Linked DNA regions of Homo sapiens: region 1 is linked to region 2. A link is an interaction called in ENCODE POLR2A ChIA-PET data of the cell type or tissue named here. Cell type or tissue: B cell. All regions are shown on one strand. Links, peaks and the distances in the headings refer to the core of each region. The heading gives the core; the rest is flanking DNA. Region 1 has its middle 58 kb from the start of ARID1B. Region 2 overlaps ARID1B (AT-rich interaction domain 1B).

Region 1 (8,335 bases), core at 79-8,078, 82 kb before region 2:
TTTGAAATCCAAATTTCCAAGTAATCACTTTTAGGAAAGCATTCCTCTATTTTCAGCTTCATTCTCCATGGACCATTTATTTATTTGTGATGCCAAGCCATTGAGTAACCAGAGGTTACAGTAAGAATTCGTCATGCCAGTTTCCATCTTAAAAAGAAAAGCCTTCAAGACAAGCAAACCATTTTTTTTAATGGGTAAAAGAAATGAACAGGCATTTCATATAAGAGGGAAAAGAGAATAGTCTCATAAGTTCAACCTCATAAATAATCAGGAAAGTGCAAATTAAAGCCACAATGAGACACCATTTCACACCCCATCAGATTAGCAAAAATTTGTAGTCTGACAATACCAAGTGTTGATGAGGATGTAAAACTACAGAAACTCTCATACAAATTGGTATGGGGGGAGGTGTCTAAATGGGCAAAGCTTGTTGGAAAGAAATGTGTATTACCTAGCAAAGGTGGTGCACACACCCCTTATCCCAGGTATTCTGTTTCTGGGAGACATGTACACACACATACACACACACACACACACTGGACTGTATGTTAGGGTTAGGTGATATTAGTGTTAATTTTATTGTGTGACAATTCTGAAGTATTTAGGAGTGAAATGTCAAGATGTCTACAACTTTTAAATGGTTCAGCAAAAAACAAACAAAAACGTGGAGAGAGACAAGGAGAAAGAGAGAGAAACAGAGAAAGCAAATGTGATAAAATGTCTTTAAAAGGGAGTGGCAGGCTCTGAGGGCAGAGTCTGCAAGTTTGAATCATGGCTGTGCCAATTATTGATTGTAATCTGGGTAATTTATTGAAGCTCTCTCTACCTCGGCTTAGTCATCTATAGAATAGGAGTAATAGTGGTATATACTTGACAGAGATGTCGCATTAAATAATTCATGTGAAGTACTCCAAGCAGTTGCTGCTTTCTCATAAGCCTTCGATAAATGTTAGTTATTACTTCCGTTAGTTCCATTCTGCAGATGATGTAAATTGAGACTCAAAAAAAGTGAAGTACAGGCCGGGCGCGGTGGCTCACGCCTATAATCCCAGCACTCTGGGAGGCCGAGGCGGGCAGATTGCCTGAGCTCGGGAGTTCAGGACCAGCTTGGGCAACACGGTGAAACCCCGTCTCTACTAAAATACAAAAAATTAGCAGGGCTTGGTGGCGGGCGCCCGTAGTCCCAGCTACTCGGGAGGCTGAGGCAGGAGAATGGCGTGAACCCGGGAGGCGGAGCTTGCAGTGAGCCGAGATTGCGCCACTGCACGGACAGGGCGAGACTGGTCTCAAAAAAAAAAAAAGAAAGAAAGAAAATTAGCTGGGTGTGGCGGCATGCGCCTGTAATCCCAGCTACTCGGTAGGCTGAGGCAGGAGAATCGCTTGAACCTGGGAGGCAAAGATTGCAATGAGCTGAGATCGCGCCACTGCATTCCACCCTGGGCAACAGAGCAAGATTCTGTCTCAAAAAAAAAAAAAAAAAGCTTTGGTTGAACTTCATCACAGCACTTTGTATAGGAGTGAGAAATTACTACCTAGATATTTAATAGGTGAATAGTAATAAACCAAAGAAATATTCTTACACAGAACTCATTTGCAGCCATTAAAATTGTATTTTTAAATGAATATTTAGTGACACAATGAAATGTTCACTATATTATTATACATTAATGTTATATTAAATTTAAAAATATAGGATCCCCAAACATTAATAATTATAAATATATACATAACACAGAGCTACAGATGCACACATATATACATGTGTTTCTGTGTATATATTATATATGAATGTATACATATGACATATAATGTATTTATGTGTACATATATGATATGCTGCATTTATATCTACATATATAGAGACATATAAGGTATACTGGATTCTGTAGGGGGGGGGGCACAGAAAAACCTGGAAGTTTATATACCAAAAAGATTTTGAAGTAGTTAGAAGTGGGTTTCTCTGAATGTAGAGATGGGGAGTGACTTTTCCTTTTTTTTCTCATCTAATCTGTATTTCTTATGTTTCTACAGTGAAAATGTAAAACTAGTGACTGTGGAGAACAATTTGGCAGTATCTAATAAAGTTGTAGATTGTATACTTAAAATCCTGAAACATTTCCACTCCTGGATGAAAGTCTTTACACATGCACAATGCAACACATACAAGAAGGTTCACAGCAACACGGTTTATAATAGAGAAAAAGTGGAAACAAGGCCAGGCGCAGTGGCTCATGCCTATAATCCCAACATTCAGGAGGCCAAGGCCAGAGGATTGCCTAAGCCCAGGAGTTTGAGACCAGCCTGGACAACATATGAGACCTCCTCCCTAAGAAACATAAAAAATAATTAGCCTAGTGTAATGGCACACACCTGTGGTCCCAGCTGCTTGGGAGGCTGAGGTAGGAGAATAACTTGAGCCCTGGAGGTTGGGGCTGCAATGAGTCAAGATCATGCCACTGCACTCCAGCTTGGATGACAGTGCAAGACCCTGTCCGGAAAAAAAAAAAAGATGTAAACAACTTATATCCATCAACAGAAGCATGGCCATTCTAGACAAAGGACGCTTCGGCAGCAGAGCTGCTGTCATCAATGTGTATATATCAGAAAAATATTGTGATATAGCTGGAGCGATACAGCTGCCAACTGTAGAAATGTAAGTGCAGTATGATATCGTTCATATAAAAATTGTTTGAAATGCAAACTAACACTTTATGGTGTACTGTGTATGTGTATACGCCTGTGCATATGTAGTAAACCTTTTAATGCCTGGGAACGATAAACACCCAGTGTAAGGTAATATTTATCTCTGGAATTTGAAGAAGGAAAATGAGATTAGGAAGGAGGAAACGTCAGTGGTGGGGGCTTCGATTACATCTGTAAAGCCTTATCTCTTGGGCTATGTAGTGGACTACATATGGGTTTTTGTTTGTTTGTTTGTTTTGGGTTGTTTTTGAGGGAAGGTCTCATTCTGTTGCCCAGGCTGGAGTGCAGTGGCACAATGCTGGCTCACGGCAGCTTCAAACTCTCTGGCTCAAGTGATCTTCCCACCTCAGCCTACATATGTTTATTATAAAATTCTCTGTAGGTTTTTGTATGCCTGAAATGTTTCATAATTTAAAAGTAGTACTCATATAATGAAATTTTAAAATTAAAATTTAATTTAAATGTGTCTCTGAGAATGTAATTAGTTGAAGGTACAATCATAAACTTCAGGAATAATTTGGAAAAATATTTTTACATTTTTATTTCTGGCAAAAACAGGATTTCCAAACCAGAACATATAATTTCTCCAAAAACAGAAATGATTTTTAATGACAATATTTTATTGTCATTATTACTCAATTTTGTTTAAAACCCAAAGTATCTCCATCAGAGGGAAAAATTAAGACAAAACACTTCCCTTCCTAAAAAAAAATATGTCTAAAAGAGGGAGTTAGTGAAGACATTGAATCTGTAAAAAGTGGTAGTCATTTTATTCTACCAACATATTCTAAATTTAGAGGGAAATCCACGGCTAGAGCAGCCCCTGGGTGACTCAGCCCAGCTTCCAGGCTTGGCAGAGCCAATCAGCACAGTGTGGCCGACTCCGCCAGGGGCTGGATTACACATCTGCACGCGGTTCAACAGCTTCGTTAGTGACACAGAGTCAAGCTAGCTTGAAAAGCAGGTAAGGAAAACACTCGGCGCATTCCACATTTTCCCTTAAGGAGAATTACACCTTCAAGTCAAGCTGCATTTTGCATGCCTAGGACCCCCAAAACACTATTTAAATTATGTACAGAAACCATTTCATCCCCAGTGAAATATATTTGTCTCTTCCGGAGAAATAAGGGGTGACCCAGTCCCCAAAGAGTCCACCCCCCAGGGTGAAGACCCCCGCTCCGCAAGGATCACAGGTGGGTGTTCCAAGGCATCCACACTCTGGTTTTGTTTTTTTTTTTTGTTTTTTTGTTTTTTGGGTTTTTTTTTTTTTTGTATCAACTTCTCTTTTTTTTTTTTTTTTTTTTTTTCCGAGACGGAGTCTCCCTCTGTCTCCACACTCCAGCCTGGAGTGTGGTGCGATCTTGGCTCACTGCGAGCTCCGCCTCCCGGGTTCAGGCGATTCTCCTGCCTCAGCCTCCTGAGTAGCTGGGATTACAGGTGCCCGCCACCAGGCCTGGCTAATTTTTTGTATTTTTAGTAGAGACTAAAAATTCGCCATGTTGTTTCGCCATGTTGGCCAGGCTGGCCTCGAACCCCTGTCCTGAGGTGATTCACCCACCTCGGCCTCCCAAAGTGCTAGGATTACAAGCATGAACCACCGCGCCCTGCCATTAACGTCTCTTAAAGCACACACTCTGTCTCAAAGGCTGGAGGGTTTGGGAACGTTCTCGTCCTTTCTGTGACCCATCTACCACAGTCTTGGGGGTAAAAGCCCCGGTTTAAAAAGCTGGGAAATTCCACCTCATGGCCACGCGGTCTCAGCAGCTCTGGCGACTGGGAAACGTAGGGTTACAGGGCGGTAAAGATCATCAGAAAGGAGGGCTGAGGAGAGAAACTAAAGACTAAAGGTGAGAGGTCACAAACCCTGAAATTAGTAAAGATCTACGTTGTCGGGGGTGGGGGTGCGTGTGCGCCCAGCAAAAAGCCTCTGCGTCCACACAGGGATCCACCGCGGGGCTTCTGGAACTCACAGGCTCCCTCGGAGCCTTCAAAGACGCGACCTGATTGACAACAATTTTGTTTACACACCACACGCCCTGGGAAAGCCACACACCAGTGCCGGCGTTCCAGACGCTTCCTCTGCGCAGAGCCGGCCCAGGACGGGGGCGGGGCGGGCCCTGTTGCTCAACTCACCTCTCCCGCCCCGCACCCGCTCCCCGGGGAGGCGCCGACCCAGCGAAACTGGTGCATGTGTCAGCCGCCCAGCACCGGCCCAGGAGGCCGGCCGCGCCGCAGGCCGGCCTGGGAAAACGCCCAGCGGCTGCAGGCCTCCCGCTGCGCGCTGCGTGGTTCTGCACTGCACTCAGGACCTGTCAGGAGCAACACACACGCACATGCACACGCCCACACACATGCACACAGACACACACGTGCACACACTGCGTCGGTAGGAATAGCTCAGAGGTGCCCTTCCTTTCCAGGCAAAGTGCTTAGTAGCTGAATTCAGCGAGAAGAAATCATCCAAAGGTAACCCTTGCTCTGAGCCCTCCCCAGGAAGAAGAGAGAGGTCACTCTGGAAAAGCCTGGAACCTTCTCTCGCTTGAGGGTGCGGACAGCAGCCCACCTCCCCTTTGGCTAGGCCAAAGATCTCTCCTTCCTTTTAGGCCTAGCTTTCCCTGTCACTAAAAGGGCTACATTTATCCTTAAATATCATCTAAGCTGAAATACTACTACATTGCTTTGCAGTCGGTCATAGTGGAATCTTAGTTTCAGAACTACATTCAACACCTACTGCGCAGAAGCACCACATGGACACTGCCACAAAAATTAACACAGTGGATCCTAACAGAGCTGAATGGGGTTGCTGTGAATATCTCCCTAGTAAGATAGGAAAAAGGCCCATGTGGGCTATGATATTTGTATAAAGTGGTGTCGATGAGCTCATTGCAGGACTAGCTATTTGAACTTAAGTTTCAATGAAGTGTAAATGAGAACTGACTTCACCCTTGACTTTTATTTTTCTCTCCAAGTATTTCTCACTAGCCATTTTCATTTCCTCCTTTTCCTACCATTCTCACCCTCATCTTTCTACCCTCTTCTTGAAGCAGAGCACTTTTTCTCCACACTCTGGAAGGCCAGAGAGGAGAGAGGATTAGAGGCCCGTAAGCAGGGGAAATCCTATCCATTAGAAAAGGACAAGGGCAGAACAGGGGACTTCCGTGCTTCTCCTGCCAAGTTAATACGCTAGGAGAAGCAGCTGGGTCGGGTCTGGACACGCTTTTCTGTTCTGCAGCTCACAGAATTTTTTTTGTCACTTTAACTTCAGTGATCTCCGGTGCCCCCGAAGGCAAGTAGCACACCTGAATCATTAAGCTTCAGATGAGTTGAGTTCAAAGTTTTATTTTCTACTTTTAAAGCCCTCAATAAATTAGGGCAAAGGTACTGGGAACCCAGCCTCTTGCCCTGGCGTTCCTCTGGGATTGTTAAGGTTGGCTAAGCAATCTGCTCTTGAGAAACCAGGTGTAGAGAGACCTGGGTGGAGAGATCCGGGGGTTGTTTGTGGAACTTTCTCCTCCTCTGTGGCATATGCCAGCGTCTCTCAGGAGCAATCCTGCAAGGTTGCCTCCAGAGCTAGGTGGTGTCGACCTGTCTTTGTTATGCAAGTTGCTGAACTCACAGTGTTCCAGCGGAGTGTTCCTGGCCAGCGCATGAATGAGGAAATGGGTCGACACGAATTCTGGGCAGCAGGATTGGAATGCAACACCTCCCCACCCCTGCCTTCCCTGCACCCCCATCTTCTTGGGATAGCTGATACTCGAAGAGAAGCTAATGCTTGATTAAAGTGATACAATACTGTGTAGTCAGACGAACATTCTGAACAAATCTAAGTTGATCTTTTAAAAAACAATTAATTCTTACTGTTGTTGTTGTTGTTGTTGTTGTTGTTTTCTTTTCTTTTCTTTTCTGAGACAGAGTCTCGCTCTGTCACCCAGGCTGGAATGCAGCGGCACCATCTCGGCTCACTGCAACCTCTGCCTCCCGGGTTCAAGCGATTCTCCTGCCTCAGACTCCCAAGTAGCTGTGATTACAGGCGCCTGCCACCAAGCCCGGCTAATTTTTGTATTTTTAGTAGAGACGGGATTTCACCATGTTGGCCAGGCTGGTCTCAAACTCCTGACCTCAAGTGATTCACCCACATTGGCCTCCCAAAGTGCTGGGATTACAGGCATAGACCACCGCGCCCGGCCTAATGGCCTAATTCTTTCTTTTCTGTTTCTCTCATCTTTATGTGGAATCACGTTTTGTCCTGGCTCTCAGGTTTTTACGTTTCCAGCAAAATAGTTGTTTTTAAGATTTTTACATTGTATTAACAGAGGGGAATTATTGTTTTTTTCTCTGAACACTGCCTGCCTGCATATCCCCTGCCTCTGGAGCAACTAACATGCTTTTGAATTCTGGCTGCAGAAGTGACATTTGGTGTCATTTTCCAGGTGGTGCTGACTGTCTCCCCAGGAACAATGCGGAGACCCTGGGATTTTGTATGTAGGGTCTGAGACACAGGCGGGAATGTAGAGCAACAGAAGGAAGTTCTCTTAAGGTTGCTTCATTCCAGACCCCTGGGATGCCCCCACAATTACACCAAAATTCTGTTCTGGAAGATCTGCCCACTCCAATCAGATTCCCAAGGCCAAGACAAACAATAAAACGCATGACCATCACAACAAAAGGAGGTGGGAGGATAAACTATGGTGAGGTCAGCCCCCTAAAGAGTGAGCTTATTGGCCGAGGCGGCCAACACGCCTGTAATCCCAGAACTTTGGGAGGCCGAGGTGGGCGGATCACGATGTCAGGAGATGGAGACCATCCTGGCTAACACGGTGAAACCCCGTCTCTACTAAAAATACAAAAAAAAAAAAAAAAATTAGCCGGGCCTGTGGCACACACCTGTAGTCTCAACTACTCAGAAGGCTGAGGCAGGAGAATCACGTGAACCTGAGAGGCGGAAATTGCAGTGAGCCGAGATTGTGCACTGCACTCCAGCCTGGGCGACAGAGTGAGACTCCGTCTCAAAAAAAAAAAAAGAAAGAAAAAACAACAGGCTGGGCGCTGTGGCTCACGCCTGCTGTAATCCCAGCAGTTTGGGAGGCCAAGGCAGGTGGATCACCTGAGGTTGGGAGTTCGAGACCAGCCTGGCCAACATGGTGAAACTTCGTCTCTACTAAAAATACAAAAAAAAAAAAAAAAAAAAAAAAAAAAAGCTGGGAATGGTGGCGCGTGCCTGTAATCCCAGCTACTTGGGAGGCTGAGGCAGAAGAATCACTTGAACCCGGGAGGCGGAGGTTGCTGTGAGCCAAGATTGCACCACTACACTCCAGCCTGGGCAACAGAGCGAAACTCCGTCTCAAAAAAAAAAAAAAAAGATTGAGAATATTGATTTCGTTCACATCTTCTTTTTGAATGGACTGGAAATTAGAATTTAAAAAAACAGAGACTTTCTTCCGGAAGATAACAAAAAGTGAAAGTGAACCACTTTCTACAGGTAAAGGAAATACCTCTCATTGTGCTTCATAAAGTGATCTAAACCTATTGGAAGTGACATCCAGGAGACATACAAGCTCACATGGATGAATGAGGCTAGCATGCTGTGAGCTCCAGGAAGTTTGAAAGAAGCTGAGAAATGGCCCCATTGCTC
Region 2 (8,335 bases), core at 135-8,134:
ATGGTTTCCAGACAGCTCGATGGAGATGCTGGAGCAGAAGGAAAAGAGGGATGTGCAGTTGAGGCGGGCACAAGGGCCGCAGCCTGAGGTGCCAGCTGAGAGGCCAATGACACTGCCCTGCGGAGCACGTGCCTGGTGAGGAGAGGTGCCTGGGCGTTCTAGGGGGCACCAACCTTTAGGGATGAAGAGGAGCCACCCAGAGAGCCAGAAAGGGCGATGGAAAAGCTGAGGAGAGTTCCACAGGGGGCAGGAAGACATGCACAACTGAGGTGAGCACTGAGGAATGCCCAGTAAGCCTGGGGGCTGACATTGTGGTCATTTCGTCACTGGTGACCTTCAGAGGAGTGGTCGGGAAGGCGGCAGTTTGCAGTAGGTGGAGCGAGAGATGGATAGGAAGCCAGAAAAAGGCTCTGGACAGCTGGAAGAGGAGCGGGGTGTTTGATGTGTTGTTCTTTTGCTGGAAGAGGGTGGAGCGCCTGCGCCTGCCGCTCTGCTTTCTCTGCTGGGTGCTGTGCTGGTCGCTCCCTCCTGGGGCCCCTGCATGTCCACCCATCCTTCCTCCTCTCCGGTGGGCCTGGAGCTGCTCAGGGGAAGGCGGGAGCACGCCTGGCTCTTTGTGGCCCAGTGCCTGGGGTCGTGCCTGGCATGCGGTGGGGCTCAGATTATGCTGGTGGTGGTGATAGAGTTCCCTTAGCACTCCTAGGTGACAGGCTTTCCCCTCTGCATTTCACAGATTCTAAGGTAACGTACAACGAAGGGTGCATGCGCTTTGGCCAAGGCCATGTTACATGATGGTACCAGGAGTCAGCCCTGAGGCAGATGAACTCCAAAGCCTGTGCTGCCCTCGCTCCTTGTTGAGGGTGGAGAATATTTCACTACCTTTGTAGACTGAGGGGAAGATTATTTACAAATATTTCCAGAAGATTAGTTTTGTAATATATTGAACTACCAGTATATTTTGGATGCCTTTGATCTCTTTGGTAAACTGGATTGTCACCTTGATGTAGTGAGTCAGCTGGCTTGGTGGAGGCATCTCTGAGTGTCTGGAGAAACTTCATAGAGATTATTGCATTTGGGGAGTTAGTTTTGGTCATTGCCACTTGTGTGGCGAAAATCTTGGGTTAAAGCATGGTCAGCATGAGTAAATGTTGTTAATTGTACATTTTCTCTTTACCCCCTCTGAAACCTTATGTTTGAGAGCTGTCATTCAGGATTGGATACTAAAAAACTTGGCAGTTGTGAAATAGTTTTCTCTCTGTGTGTATAGGTTATTCTCTGATGTTAAAATGGCTAATGCTGCACAGGTGTGTATTTCCTACCATATATTTATAAAAAAACCACTCTTTAAATTTCAACTCGTGTACATGTCCCATCTCAAGTCTCAAGTATTACAGACTGTAGGTCAGATTCCCTCATGATATGTGGAACCTCAAAGGGAAATCAATTGTTTTGCTGTTGTAGTGAAATACTAAGTATTGAATAATTAATAATATAAAATAATTCATCAAATAATTTCTAGGTGCCAAGCACTGTGCTAAGAACTCTATATGCATTTTCTGTGAGGTAGGTTCTATTACTGTACTCATTTGAGGCACACATCTAGCGAGTGGCACAGCTGCAGTTTGCACTCAGGCATTCTGACCCCATTGCCTTTTCATATATGCTGTATTGCCTCTCAGGAGGGACTGGAATGAGTAGAGTTGGACAAGTGGTCTGAATTTACATTGTGAAAGGTGGCGTTATGATAGATTTTTTTTATTGCTTGCTTGCGCATTCACATCAGTTGATATATATATATTTGGACACGGAGTCTTGCTCTGTTGCACAGGCTGGAGTGCAGTGGTGCTATCTCCTCACTGCATCCTCAGCTTCCCAGGTTCAAGCGATTCTCCTGCCTCAGCCTCCCTTGTAGCTGGGATTACAGATGTGCACCACCATGCCTGGGTAATATTTGTATTTTTTAGTACAGATGGGGTTTCACCATGTTGGCAAGGCTGGTCTCGAACTCGTGACCTCAAGTGATCTGCCCGCCTCAGACTCCCAAAGTGTGAGGATTACAGGCATGAGCCACCACACCCGGCCTCAAATCATTTGATATTCTATGAAGATACTGGAAAAGCTGATGAAAGATCTTCCTTTCCCTCCAAGAGGATACCATTTGGTTAGAGAGACCTGTGAAACAGAATCATTGAAGAAGCTGCGCAGTAATAAGACTCCCAGCCAGCAGGTGAAATGAGTTTTCTTGTTTTCGGGGTCCTAGGTGACATGGCTCTAAGGTGCCCACCCGGAACCCTCACCCCCACCCCTGCCATGGAAAACACTTTTATTATACACATCCCTCCTGTCCCACCAGTTACAAAGCAGATTTGAACTGAAGCGTATTTCTTCTTTTGATGAGAATGTGAAAGGGGATCTTTGTACTTGGTTAGTTTTCATTACAATTCCCCTTTCCTAAAGAGAAAACTCAGAATCAGGATGCATTTCATGTGTCTGAAGAACCTTTTTCCAACATAAAACCTTTTCAGCATTAAAAGTATACTCTGAAATGGCTCTGTTCAGTATGGCAGCCATCAGCTTTGTGTGGCTATTTAAATTAAAATTAATTAAAATTAGGTTGGGTGTGGTGGGTCACCCCTGTAATCCAACACTTTGGGAGGCCGAGGCGGGTGGATCATCTAAGGTCAGGAGTTCAAGACCAGCCTGACCAACATGGTAAAACCTCGTCTCTACTAAAAATGCAAAAATTAGCCAGGCTTGGTGGCAGGCACCTGTAATCCCAGCTATTTGGGAGGTTGAATGAGGAGAACCTCTTGAACCCTGGAGGTGAAGGTTGCAGTGACCTGAGATTGTACCACCGCACTTCAACCTGGGTGACAGAGCAATACTCCATCTCAAAAGAAAAAAAAGCAAATAAAATAAATTAAAATTAGGCTGGGCATGGTGGCTCATACCTGTAATTCCAGCATTTTGGGAGGCTGAGGCGGGAGCATCACTTGAGCCCAGGAGTTTGAGACCAGCTTGGGCAACATAGTAAGACCCCGTCTCTACAAAAAATTAAAAAATTAGCCAGGCATGGTGGTGTGTGCCTGTAGTCCCAGCTACCTGGGAGGCTGAGGTGGAGGATCACCTGAGCTCAGGAGTTCGAGGTTGTAGTGAGCCACTGCACTCTGGCCTGGGAGATAGAGAAAGACCGTGTCTCTTAAAAAAAAAATTAATTAAATGAAATTAGTTAATGTCTGCAGTGGCATTAGCCACATTGTATGTGCTCAGCAGCACAATCTGTTGTCAGTAGCTGTCTGTCATAAGTTGCAAAATAGATCTAGAACATTCTCATCACTGTAGAAAGCTCTCTGGGACAGTGTTCTAGAGACTCTTGAGTTGCATCTTGTAGTATTTATAACAATTTAAACCTACTAGTACTGTGCCTGGCTCTTAGCAAGTGTAGAATGTGAGCTACTTGAATTTTGGATGGCTGTCAGTAGGGTAGGATCTTGAATAATCTTTTTTTTTTTTTTTTTTTTTTGAGGCGGAGTCTCGCTCTGTTGCCCACTCTGGAGTGCAGTGGTGCAATCTCGGCTCACTGCAACCTCTGCCTCCCGGTTTCAAGCAATTCTCTGCCTCAGCCTTCTGAGTAGCTAGGATTATAGGTGCCCGCCACCAGGTCTGGGTAATTTTTTGTATTTTTAGTAGGGACGGGGTTTCATCATCTTGGCTGGGCTGGTCTTGAAACTCCTGACTTCATGATCACCCACCTCGCCCTCCCAAAGTGCTGGGATTACAGGTGTGAGCCACCGCACCCGGCCTCATCATTGTTTTTGAAACTATCTTTGATAGTACAAATGTATTGCAGTTATCTAAACTTTAAAAATAATGAAAAACCATTAAAACCACATTATAAACAAGGAAAGATTTTTTCCTCTGCTTGAAGCATCTATCCAGGTTCTGCCATATTGTCTAAGGATGGTAAGAGCAGGGTGGGGTCTGTGTTTTTGCTTTTTTTTTAGTAGTAGAGAAAAGGCTGTTTGGAACCAAACATGTGGAAGGCTGTTTTACTTCACTTTGTTTTATATCCACTGAAAATAAATGTAAGTTTAGTTAGTGTTTTTTTTCTTCCACGATGTTTGAAGGAAAGTCCTTGATTTCTGTCTGTGTTGCAGTTTGAACTTTAACCTGTGGCCTGGTAGTTGAAATGGATTGTGCATTTTGGTGTGGAAAAAAAATCGAATTGCTTTCTCGAAATTGACTAAAATGTTTTAACTCTTCATAGCAAATGAGGCGTGAAACAAATTGTCAAAAGCATGGAGACAAAATTATTGCAGTACTGAATGTTTAACTGGTTGGTGCTGTTCTATCGAAGGTGTGAGCCAAGCAGATAAATGTGTAAACGGCACCTTTCTCCTTCTCTCCTACCCAATTTTTCACAGCTTGTCTTCACGAGGAGACCTCCATCTATGTCAGAAAAATCACAGCCCTTCTGAAAGTGTTAGATTATAGTGTTGCTATGAGGAATAATTAGGAAGTCCTGTAGGCTATGGATTAGAAGAAATAAACTTCCTGTTTGCAAACATTTTATTTCACATCATCATTAGATGAAGCAAAAATACATTTTTTAGTGTCTCTGAAAGCTTGATGATATGTAAAGGATGTTAGTTATTTATGTTCATATTCTTTCGTATTCATTCATTGTGTTTCATTCTACTTGGAATATTTTACCCTTCTTTTTAGGATTTAGTAGTTTGAATAATAATGCTTAACCTGAAAAATAATAAAATATTTAAATCATATACTTTTTAGTTTTAAAATATCAAATGTTAATTTAAGGAATGTCCAGAGGTTTAATAAGGAGGACTTCAAATTTTTGACTGTTCCTTCACTTTTCTTTTTGAAGCTTCTATTTAGGTTCTTAGGTTAGGATTTCTCAAGATCCCCACCTATTAGATGGCTACAGCTCTCCTAGCCCCTGGGGCTTTGATTTCTAATGTAGGTCATTGAATGGCCAAAACAGATGTGCCATACAGAGTGCAAAGCTTTTAAATAAGGAGAAAGATTATGTATTGGCATTGTTTTTTTGTGGCTAAGTATAAGTTGAGGGTTATTGTTTATATTTCTAAGTATTTTTAGCATCTCATAAGCAAAGAGGTGGATGAATATATGTGTACATATGTGTTTATGAGTATGTAGCTGTGTGTTATTTGTGTATGTACACAATATGTTTCACAGTTTTATTATAACTACAAATATGAAAAACAATTAAAGCGTGATCCTTATGCTAATGCAGCTGATTATACTTTTGCATGTTTCCATGTAGTTTTTATTTCTGATGGGTGTATGTGTGAGTATAAACATTTTTTTTCTGTCCTCCCAACCTATTTTGTTTTTTTTTAAATTACTGCTATAGCGATAGGTATATGTAAAGAGTATAGGAAATTGATTATACAACTTCCAAGCAACGATGTTTTCTTTTTATCAGATTGACTCTAGTATGCAGAGATGATGGAATTTTCGTGCATGTGGTCTTGTACATTTATTAAGCCTTTTCAATGAAGATTTAAGAGCCAACATTTTATTTATGAAATTCAGTCCACATTTATAATGTTGTATAATAGAAATGTATGTACATTTCCTGTGATTTTTCAGTATAGAAGAATAATGGATCTTGCAAAGATTGTAGTTGCTGTTACTTACCTTTTTAAGAGAGAACCAAAATATTTTCCTTTCCTTTCCTTTCGTTTCAGTGTTCTCTAAGCTGTGTGTCTATCTATAAATCTTTATCCATCCACCATCTTCCTCCCTCTGTACTTACCTGTCTTAAACTTACCTAGACTTACCTTTGCCTTCGTTTTGCATTTATGATTTTTCCCTCCTTTCTCTTCAAGTGAATGCTTTATTTTTGTTTTCATGGTGTGTTTTTTTCTTGCTTTCATTTTATCTTTTTCTCTTTTTTTTTTTTTTAAATTCCTTTTTTGATCTAGTTCTTCCTGCCCCTCCACAGCTGCCCACATTGAGTGGGTTAGTTGTAAGTGTCCCATTCCACATCCTGTCTTGGGTGGGCTTTCCTGTAAGATTTTTCCTGGGTGTCTGTTATTACCTTTTTTTCCAATACATATTAAAACAATTGGCCATTTTTCATCATGTTTAGGAAACACTTAGCCTTGTTTTCCTCATCTGCAAAATAGGGATGATGAAACGTAATTTACGTGGTTGCTAAGAGAGCTAAATTAGTTGAGGTGTGTAAAGCATATAGCTTTACATCCAATGTGAAATAAGTGTTCATTAAATGTTAGTGGCAGAGGTAATAGTAGTTGTAACGTTGAATTGCCTGGTATGATGGAGAATGTTTCTAAAGAACACCCCTCAAGGCTGGGCATGGTGGCTCACTCCTGTAATCCCAGCACTTTGGGAGGCTGAGACTGGCTGATCAGTTGAGGTCAGGAGTTCGAGACTAGCCTGGACAACATGGTGAAACCCCATCTCTACCAGAAAATACAAAAATTAGCTGGGTGTGGTGGTGCACGCCTGTAGTTCCAGCTTCTTGGGAGGATGAGGCAGGAGAATCACTTGAACCTGGAAGCGGAGGTTGCAGTGAACTGAGATTGCACCACTGCACACCAGCCTGGGTGACAGAGCAAGACTCCGTCTCAAAAAAAAAGCAAAAAAAAAAACACCCCTCAATTTTGGATTACATTGATAATTAGGGGCCAGATCATAAAGAGAGCTTTATTTACTGTATTAGTTTGTTCTTACACTGCTATCAAGATATACCTGAGACTGGGTAATTTATAAAGGAAAGAGGTTTAGTTGACTCATAGTTCTGCATGGCTGGGGAGGCCTCAGGAAACTTAGAATCATGGTAGAAGGCACCTCTTCACAGGGTGGCAGGGGAGAGAATGAGTGCCCAGCGAAGGGGGAAGCCCCTTATAAAACCATCAGATTTCGTGAGAACTAACACAATCACGAGAACAGCCTGGAGGAAGCCATCCCCATGATTCAATCACCTCCCACCAAGTCCCTCCTACAACACATGGGGATTATGGGAACTATAATTCCAGATAAGATTTGAGTGGGGACAAGCCTAATCATATCAACGTATCATGAAAAGATTACATTTTATTCCAGGGGTCATAGAAACCATTGAAGAATTTTACTACTAAGAGAGATGTGATCTGATTGGCAAAAAAAAAAAAAAAAAAAAAAGAAATTGGCCCTTTTTGTGTCTTAATGTTCCTATTTCACCCACCCTTAAAATATAAAATTTAAAGATTAGGCAGTATTACTAATGGCCAGTACTTATAAAGTGACATGTAAATAGGACAAGAGTTTAACAAATGTAAACATCTCACTAAATTTTAGTACTTCACTTACCAACCCTTGGATGTTTAGCTAATAATTGCTAATTATAACTATGCATTTGTTTGCTTATACTACTCTGGCAGGAACAGGCCTCTCTCAGCTTACTCAGTAGGCCAAGTTAGAGATTCTGGGTTGGGCCCTAGTTTTTCAGGGATGTAGTATTGGCTCATTGGATTTAAATCTTAGGGAAAATCTGGTGGAGACACTTTGCCTCCACCTGCAGCCTGCTGTGCTGGATGTGTAGTGAGGGAATGAGACAGGATAGGCCCGAGAGTAAAGTGGTCTGTTTGAATCCCCAGTTCTGCCACTCATTTTTTGTAAAATGGGAATAATGATAATATCTAAGTTCTGGGGTTATTTTGAGGATTAAATGAGGTCGCATGTTTAAAGCATATAGGATGTTGTCCGAGTGTCAGCTTTTATTGTTACCATTACTATTCTTGAGGAAACCTAGCAGGTTTACACTTCACCAAGGAAGGGCAGCTATTGGTTTGCCTATAGGAGTATGCTCTCTCTGCTCTCAGAGGGCCTACAAGAAAATTTTTTTTCTATCCAAATGTCACCTTTGCTTTTATTTTCTTTCCTTTCCATACACGGAAGAAAAAATAGGAAAAAGAATTACATATACTTTGCAACTTTTTAATTATTTATTTAATTTTATTTTTTTTTAGAGACAGTGGAGTGCAGTGGCACCATTGTAACTCACTGCAGCGTGTAACTCCTGGGCTTAGGTGATCCTCCCATCTCAGCCTCCTAAGTAGCTGGAATCACAGATGCGCACTGCCACAACCAGCTAATTTTTAAATTTTTTTGTGGAGATGGAGTCTCGCTGTGTTGCCTAAACTGGTCTCAGAGTCCTGGCCTCAAGTGATCCTCCTGCCTTGGCCTCCTGATGTGTTGGGATTACAGGTGTGAGCCACTGTGCCCAGCCACATTTTTCAGCTTTGAAACCCTGTAATGTGAGTTCCCCCTCACTCCAGTTAGA

Evidence for each region. ChIA-PET counts read pairs that join two places held together with the same protein. Peaks named below come from ENCODE experiments on the same cell type or tissue, not always from the same donor. Only the 100,000 strongest peaks of a DNase experiment are listed, where the experiment ranks them.
Region 1: POLR2A ChIA-PET joins it to region 2 with 10 read pairs; 3 of 35 experiments call an interaction of 5 or more read pairs at or near these places.

What each region holds. Positions count from the first base shown.
Region 1 is chr6:156,715,263-156,723,597 of GRCh38, forward strand. No RefSeq gene overlaps it. Among named protein-coding and RNA genes, the nearest start is that of ARID1B, 58 kb to the right of the region's middle. RefSeq lists silencers at 4,733-5,052, 6,173-6,467 and enhancers at 5,653-5,722, 6,027-6,575. In B cell, for the core only: no CTCF peak of the experiment used is centred there; DNase peaks (open chromatin) are centred at 4,809 and 5,629; H3K4me3 peaks cover 1,660 bases; H3K27ac peaks cover 2,013 bases.
Region 2 is chr6:156,797,696-156,806,030 of GRCh38, forward strand. The region is part of intron 1 of ARID1B (AT-rich interaction domain 1B); the gene reads left to right. Among named protein-coding and RNA genes, the nearest start is that of MIR4466, 22 kb to the left of the region's middle. In B cell, for the core only: no CTCF peak of the experiment used is centred there; no DNase peak of the experiment used is centred there; H3K27ac peaks cover 884 bases.